Linked DNA regions of Homo sapiens: region 1 is linked to region 2. Evidence: chromatin contacts called from ENCODE POLR2A ChIA-PET data. All regions are on one chromosome and are shown on one strand. Each heading gives the region's core, a stretch centred on a gene start or an enhancer-like site at or near the end of the contact. The rest is flanking DNA. Distances are from core to core; before and after follow the strand shown.

Evidence for each region. ChIA-PET counts read pairs that join two places held with the same protein, here RNA polymerase II (POLR2A).
Region 1: POLR2A ChIA-PET joins it to region 2 with 13 read pairs in activated T-cell. The contact joins two enhancer-like sites. POLR2A ChIA-PET finds 5 or more read pairs at or near these places in 2 of 52 experiments (MCF 10A and activated T-cell).

Annotation. Positions count from the first base shown.
Region 1 is chr5:160,168,070-160,171,929 of GRCh38, forward strand. No RefSeq gene overlaps it. Among named protein-coding and RNA genes, the nearest start is that of FABP6-AS1, 40 kb to the right of the region's middle. Within about 2 kb of position 1,427, at least 7 of the 41 ENCODE cell types and tissues checked have a DNase peak (open chromatin) inside an H3K27ac peak, as active enhancers do.
Region 2 is chr5:159,002,189-159,006,414 of GRCh38, forward strand. All of the region lies in intron 6 of EBF1 (EBF transcription factor 1), which reads right to left. Among named protein-coding and RNA genes, the nearest start is that of EBF1, 96 kb to the right of the region's middle. Within about 2 kb of position 1,707, at least 2 of the 41 ENCODE cell types and tissues checked have a DNase peak (open chromatin) inside an H3K27ac peak, as active enhancers do.

The DNA of each region.
Region 1 (3,860 bases), core at 177-2,676, 1.2 Mb after region 2:
AAACCTGAGCCCCGGGCAAAGCCTGACTCATGTCCAAAGAGTAGAAAACAAGCTGGTGGATCCCCAGTCAGGGTTCCAAGCCAAGGGGTACAGCAGAGCCTCTGAGCATACGTATTGGTGAGCTCCATGCCCACAGTGGGCACTTGGACCTTTCCCTATTGGAAATTACTGTAGGCCACTAAAGGCAGGGCCCAGCGATACTTTGCAAAAATCTTCATTCTCTTCTCCCGCTCCCCAATTCCTCCTAGATACCCCTTTTTCCCATGCATGTCCTTCAGCTCTGCAGAGCCTATGAGGACAGTAAATGACCATGTGTAAAAGTAGGTGCTTTGTGGAGCCAGGCAACCCCAGGTTCCACTCCTTGCTGGGCCATTATTGAGAGTGTGACCTTTTTTTTTTTCCCCTTTTGGCTTTTTTCTGGGGGTTGGGGTGAAGGACACAGTCTCACTCTGTTGCCGAGGCTGGAGTGCAGTGGTGTGAGCATAGCTCACTGCAGCCTTGAACTTCTGGGCTCAAGCAATCCTCCTGCCTCAGCGTCCCATGTAGCTGTTACTACAGGTATGCACCGCCATGCCCAGCTGATTTCTTTATTTTGTAGAGACAAGGTCTTGCTGTGTTGCCTAGGCTGGTCTTGAACTTCTGGCCTCAGGCAATCTGGCCTCCCAAAGTACTGGGATTACAGGCATGAGCCACTGTGCCTGGCATGAGTGTGACCCTTTTTTTTTTTAATTTAAAATTTTTTAAAATTTTATGTATTTATTTTCTGAAACGGGGTCTCACTCTCTTACCCAGCCTGGAGTGCAGTGGCGCAATCTCGGCTCACTGCAACCTCCGCCTCCTGGGTTCAAGTGATTCTCCTGCCTCAGCCTCCCAAGTAGCTGGGAAAGTAGGTGCCTGCCACCATGCCTGGCTAATTTTTGTATTTTTAGTAGAGACAGGGTTTTGCCATTTTGGTCAAGCTGATCTTGAACTCCTGACCTCAAGTGATCCGCCTGCCTCAGCCTCCCAAAGTGCTGGGATTACAGGCGTGAGCCACTGCGCCCAGCCAAGTGTGACCTTCTGACACAGTTTCTCTGTATCTCTCTCCTCCTCTGCAGAATGAAGATTATAGTACAGATTACATGAAGTAATGCATATATAGTGAAACAGTCATAAATTCACTCATTGACTCTTTTGTCTGTGGAGCATTCCTTTCTTTGGGAATCCATGCTATTCATTCCATGTACTCTGTTGAGACTTTCAGTCAGAGCCTTGGCCTCTTCCTGGGCACAGGGTAGGGGCACAGACCATGCCCAGCCAATCATGAGATCCCCTTTTTGGCAACAGTGATTGGTCCCTGGGGTGGGCTGAAGCCTCAAGAAAGCCAACCAGAGCCTGCCTTGGGAAAGGACTGCTTCTTCCTGGGGTTACTGAGCTGGGAGAATATAAATCCCGAGAGAGCCTGTCTATCTGTGGATGAAGTCACTTCTTAGAAGGAAATACAGCCAAGATGACGAAGATGATGTAGACATCATCTTGCATTGCTTGAAGCCAGATTCACTTCCTGACTTCCTAATTCTATGAGCCAGTTCGTTAGTTGGGTTTTCCTTATTTAGTTGGGGTTCCTTTACTTGTAGTCATAAGAATCTTAAATCATTTGGCATGCAAAGCCCTGAGCACAGTATCTGCCACATACGAAGGGCTCAAAGAATTGTCACTACAGTGAGGAGGGTGGAAATGATCTTATTCCCCCTTCATCACCACCGTTTTTACTCCCAGAACACAGTTTCACTTCTTTTCCTTCTGGTCTGCTGGCTGTGTGGGCTTCCCATTGGCAGGAATGGGGTAGGGGTCAGGGATACAGTGACAGGCAAGCCAAACTACCCAGTGCCCACCAGACAGACAGCATGGGAGCTGTGGCCACACCACCAACGTCCCCAGCGTGTCCACTGAATGTGATTGGAATCAACTGCACGGTAGAGCAGGAATAAGCTGGAGTCAGACTGACCTAGTTTAAATTCCATCGCTAGAGCTGTGTGACCTATAAAAGGTCACTTTATCTTTCCAGGCTTCTGTTTTTTTTTTTCTATAAAACCAAAACAATAATGGCCCCTGTTTCTCCAAGGGAAGTCATGAGGATTAAATGAGGAAAAAAAGAGAAACCTGGTATTAATATTGTGGTATTAATATGTTCCGGGCATTGGTCTAAGCACTTTGCAAGCTATTAGTCTAATTAACCTTCACAACAAGCCTGGGTGGCAGGTATTACTATTCTTCCCACTTAAAAGATAAAGGAATTGTGGCCGGGCGTGGTGGCTTACATCTGTAATCCCAGCACTTTGGGAGGCTCAGGCGGGTGGATCACCTGAGGTCAGGAGTTCAAGACCAGCCTGGCCCACATGGTGAAACCCCCTCTCTACCAAAAATAAAAAAATTAGCCAGGCGTGGTGGTTGATGCCTGTAATTCCAACTACTAGGGAGGCTGAGGCAGGAGAATCGCTTGAACCTAGGAGGCAGAGGTTGCGGTGAGCCGAGATCACGCCATTGCACTCCAGCCTGGGCAACAAGAGCGAAACTCTGCCTCAAAAAAAAAAAAAAAAAAAAAAAAAAAATGAAGGAATTGAGGTTAGTGTGCCCTGAAGTAGAACCCAGCAGTTGTGGTACATCATGTGATATCTGAAAAGCAAGGGAAGGGGCAACAACTGGGGGCCCTGATGGTGCCTCCTTCCCTTTACATTTTCATATCTAGAAGCCTCTACAGACAGCTCTACATTGCTGGGTGCAGACCCGCCATAAAAAGCAAGCTCTCTCCTCTTTTGAGATGGAGTCTTGCTTTGTCGCCCAGGCTAGAGTGCGATGGCATGGTCTTGGCTCACTGCAACCTCCGCCTCCCAGGTTCAAGCAGTTCTCCTGCCCCAGCTTCCTGAGTAGCTGGGACTACAGGTGCATGCCACCACACTGGCTAATTTTTGTATTTTTAAAAGTAGAGACAGGGTTTCACTATGTTGGCCAGGCTGGTCTTGAACTCCTGACCTCAAGTGATCCACCCGCCTCGGCCTCCCAAAGTGCTGGGGTTACAGGCATGAGCCACCTCGCCTGGCCCTTCTCTCTCTTTTTTTTTATTTTTATTTTTTTGAGACGAAGTCTTGTCTGTTGCCTAGGCTGGAGTGCAGTGGCACGATCTCAGCTCACTGCAACCTCCGCCTCCTACGTTCAAGTGATTCTCCTGCCTCAGCCTCCTGAGTAACTGGGACTACAGGCACCCACCACTACACCCGGCTAATTTTTGTATTTTCAGTAGTGACGGGGTTTCACCATATTGGCAAGGCTGGTCTCAAACTCATGATCTGCCCTCCTCAGCCTCCCAAACTGCTGAGATTACAGGCGTGAGCCAATGCGCCCAGCCGGCCCTTCTCTTTAAAGGGAATAGGAGCAGCCTAAATCACCCCAGCAACTGCTTTGGGGTCTGAGAGAAGCAGATGCAGCAGTTGTTGAAAATCAGGAGGCACTTAAGTAAGGTGAGATCCCAGCTCCATATGACGTTCTTTTGCAAAAGCCTTGTGGGGTCCCCTTATTCCCCTTACACATGCAGACCTCTGTATGACCTTAGTGAGTAGCTGGGAAGCAGCTGCTACCTGCTGTTCTGGAAGCAGGCAGGATCCCACAGGTGACAGTATGAGTAAAGGTAAAAGATCCTGGCCAGAGCACAAGAGATATGGGGTCTGAGCCTGCTCTGGCAGGATAGAGCATAGCTGGATATGGGAACACTTCCCTTTGACGCAGCATTCTGTCTCTAGGGATTTATCACACAGATAATCTTGCAAAAGCGCATAAAGACTTCAGAAGAAGGCTATTTGCTGCAGCATGGATTGTGATTAGCA
Region 2 (4,226 bases), core at 457-2,956:
CTTCAAGTCCTGTGGGATAGGTACACAAAGTACAAAAATAATCATTTCTCAATTTTCCCCTATTACTTTTTCCATAATTTGAAAACATAAAGCTCTTTCCACTGGCTGCCTTTCTAATTCTCCTTTCTATTCCTATTCCAGTGCAAAAGTATTTTGCCAATGAAAGTGCTATAAACAGCCATGCCCTCACTGAAAAAGGCAATATGCCGTTAGCCTGACATATACCTCGCTTTTCCGCTCATTGTCAACACAGTGATTGATGGTGTAGTTCATTAATGTGAGACGATTGTCAGCTTTTCCTGAATAAATATAAAAAGAAACAAAGAAATCTCCACCCTTTTCAAGCCAGAGTGAATTATTTCCTATTTTCCAGGCTTATGTTTAAAAATCCATAGGGCATTCATCTTACAGTAAATAATGAACATACCCTTTAATGGAAGAAATTTTAGTTTGAGTTCAAGGCTGACATAGTTTTTATATATATAGAAAAGGAGGAAGGAGTGCTATTCAAAGGATGAAGCCATATAGGCACCTAAAATTGTACTTGAAAGCAGTACTTCATCTTTAGTATACATAGTCATGTAAAATGTAAGAAATTATCACCTTTGGAAATCTGTAAAGTAAAAAGGATCTGTCATGTGCTAAACTAAAATGTAACAAGAATCATAAGGAAAGAAAGCAATAGAGTGGATGGAGAGCTAGAGGACTAATTTGCAGCTGTGTAGGAAAGTTGATTAAAATCGGTGCACATCAAAAGGAAGTTTTGTGAAAATAATCAAAACAGATTTTCCTTTCGATCACTCTTTACTCATGATGCAAGTTTGGGATGCTTCTACTGCCAGATACATTTATATATATAAGCTCAAGAAAGGTAAGATCTTGGTTCCATTTGCCCTTTTATCAAGGGTTATTGCTGCTGTGACTTTTCTCTGCACTGGCATCTTTATCTTTCTGTCTGTTTGAACTGCTTTAATTGGCTCTTTGCTAACTCTGTTAGTCACAAGATCAACAAACATCACTGGGTGTGTCTTGCTTTTAGCTTTGGTGTACAAAAAGCAACAGCCGAAACAAAAACATCCCCATACATATGGCACCCACAAGCTGATGAACATGCAGTGTCTCACTCTGGGCATTCTGTTCCTGTACAGATTTTCTTGGGTGGTAATGTGCTAATGACAATAATAATTTATTCTGAAGATGTGCTAAATTTCTTGAGTTGAATTGTGAAGTATTTTGAATACCACTAGAAGGCACAGGAAACACAACTGCAGGAAAAAAAAAAAAAAACTGGCATTCTGCCACCACTTGAAGATTTAATCTGATTGTAATAGAAGGTGATTATTGAGGACTAACCAGAAGACCTTGGATGATTTCCTCTTAAAATGACAGCTTGCCTGTGTATTGTGCATTCTTAGAGCACATATGCACGGATCTGTTTTCAGAATGTTCTAATTCTTAGCAATATAGGCAGAGGGACTCAAAGCGTGACAACAGCTTACATTCATTGAGGACTGAGCACATGCCCACAAGCCATGTGCTCAAACTTCATGAATCTCACCTGGCTCAATCCACACTTCAGCTCTAGTAGGTGTGATCTATCACTGCTCCCGTTCTAAAGATGAGGAAGATGGAGCTAAGATTACACAAGTGGCTCCTTTGAGATCATGGATGAGTAAGTGGTGTAGTCAGGGTTCTCACCCAGCCCTGCCTGACTGCAAAGCCAGAACTGTGAGACACTAAAATGTTGGGAGAATTTCTATCAAGGAAAATGGCAATCATCATTTGGCTTTAAAATGCTTCTCAGTGGGCTGGGCACAGTGCCTCACAGCTGAAATCCCAGCACATTGGGAGGCCAAGGTGGGCGGATCACTTGAAGTTGGAAGTTTGAGACCAGCCTGGGCAACATGGTGAAACCCCGTCTCTACTAAAAATACAAAAATTAGCCAGGCATGGTGGCAGGTGCCTGTAATCCCAGCTACTTAGGAGGCTGAGGCAGGAGAATCACTTGAACCCAAAGGCAGAGGTTGCAGTGATCCAAGATCACACCACTGCTCTCCCGCCTGGGTGACAAGAGCGAGACTCCATCTCCAAAAAAAAAAAAAAAAACTGCTTCTCAGTGATATCAAATTTGAGGTCTCATTTCCTCCTCACTCTGACTATATTAAGTCAGCAAAGCACATACTATTATGTTCCTTTTACAGATAAGAAAAACAAAGTCCAGGGAGGCTACAGGACTATCTTAAGGTTCAACAGCTCTGACTTACAGGACCTGGGACCAGAATTCGGGTCTTTCCAGAACACTATCATTTTGCTATAAAGTAGCAAACCAAAAAGACAGAGAGGTAGTAGGTAGGTAGGTAGGTAGGTAGGTAGGTAGGTAGATAATCAAAGTCTTTCAGAGTCACTGAGTAGAAAGGTAGTTATTGCTGCCATATTTCAATTTACAACTGCTTAGCTTGTTCTATAATGAATTCCATGTTTCCCTACTAGCTGCCAAGTAGGGAACTGTGCTCTGGAAGTCTCTGCATCCACTGAATGTCACATTATCTCAATAGCTTCAGGTGATAAGATCCTGGATTCTTCATGGTGAAGGAAGGCTAAGAGTCTTGATAAGCTTGAGGTGGAAGTGGCAATGCTGCTTGAAATTTACAGCCAGACTTACCATCATGGGAAACTCTTCCTGTAAGAAGCCAGCCAGCAATATATCTGCCCATACTTCTCAAACAGTCATAGCAACACTCCCAGCATGTCACGGAATAATAAAAACCAGTTGTGAGGAATGGAGAATTTTAGAGAGAGAAAAGTGCCCTTCAACAAACTCTAGGCTTTACACGTTACCATGACCCAAAGACTGCAATAGAAAAGTTCCCATGGCTTAACAGCAAATTTAGATGGACAAGCTTTCTGGAATCTGCCGGGGCTAGACCTTGACATTCATCCAGAACATCCCACAAGGGAGGAAACAACCCACAAGAGCAGTAAATTTCTTAATCAAATCTCAAAAGTGCCCCCAATTAATAACACTACTCACTTTTAGGATTTTAATACCAGAGAATGAAGCTCCACCTACTACTGCTTTGACTACAAGAACTCAACTCACAGTAGTTCACAAAGTATGTGGTCTTCCCCTAAATATTGTCAGTAAGGGAGAGTGTATGCACTTTTGCTTCTTAAAGATGTGTTGAGTTGTGGGCCAATGAGAATATAATGAACCAACACTGATAATGTACATAGAATGAATTTATTCTGTATTCCAAGGGACTCTTCCTATTTTCTCCCCAGCAAATTGAAAATGATATTTGTAACCTGATTTTAAAGCACTCTGAGTGTGCATTTCTCAGAGCTATTAACTGAGTTTGGATAGCGTTTTATATTTCTTTCCTGTACATTTATTATAGGACATCCAGGAGGGGGAAGAAATTAAAGATCATGAAATATCAGAGTTGTACATGCTTTTGTCTTTTCTGCATAAAAAAAACCAGAATATCAACTTTTGAAAGAAGACAAAAAATTATGATGATAGAATGCAGTGGTTCCTTAATCTTTTATGGCAGTGGACCCTTCTGAGAATTTGATAAAAGCCTCTCCCTAGGAAACTGCCTATGACTTAATAAAAAATGTTACAGCAATTTTAGAAGTTTCACTGCCCTACCCCTGAAATCTAGTCTTAAATTGCCTATAGGTTAAGCTATAGGTTAAGAATCCCTGAATTATAATATTCCCAACACCATAAAAAATCAGTTCACCTAATTGACTTTTCCTGTGTACTAACAGAATCATAGCTCATGTTTTGCTATGGCAAATTCAGTGGCTATTTAAATTTTACTGGAATCTAAACTTCCTGACCTCTCTCATCCTCTCTTCTTCCTTGGATGCATTACTCAGTTTATGGATAACGGTATAGAGGAGAATTCAATTAGAAACTCTGTCTAGAAGGCTGTTTTTGCATCTCTGCCACTTAAAACGCAGACCTTCAGAGAGGGGTTTCCCCATCAAGAGAAAACTGCATGTGTTCCCAGGACAATCAAACTGAAAGAGTTACACTTCCAAAAGATAACTGGGGCTGAAAAGGAAGGCCAGCTCTTTGGGGAGCTGGGTGATATCACAAATAATTAAGTGATAATTTCCACTGGAGTATTTAGTGGGGATGACACCATGAGTCCTTCACCCTTATCCCAGAGTGGTGGCCACTCTGTCCATTTTTACAATCTAATTTTACAATAGGT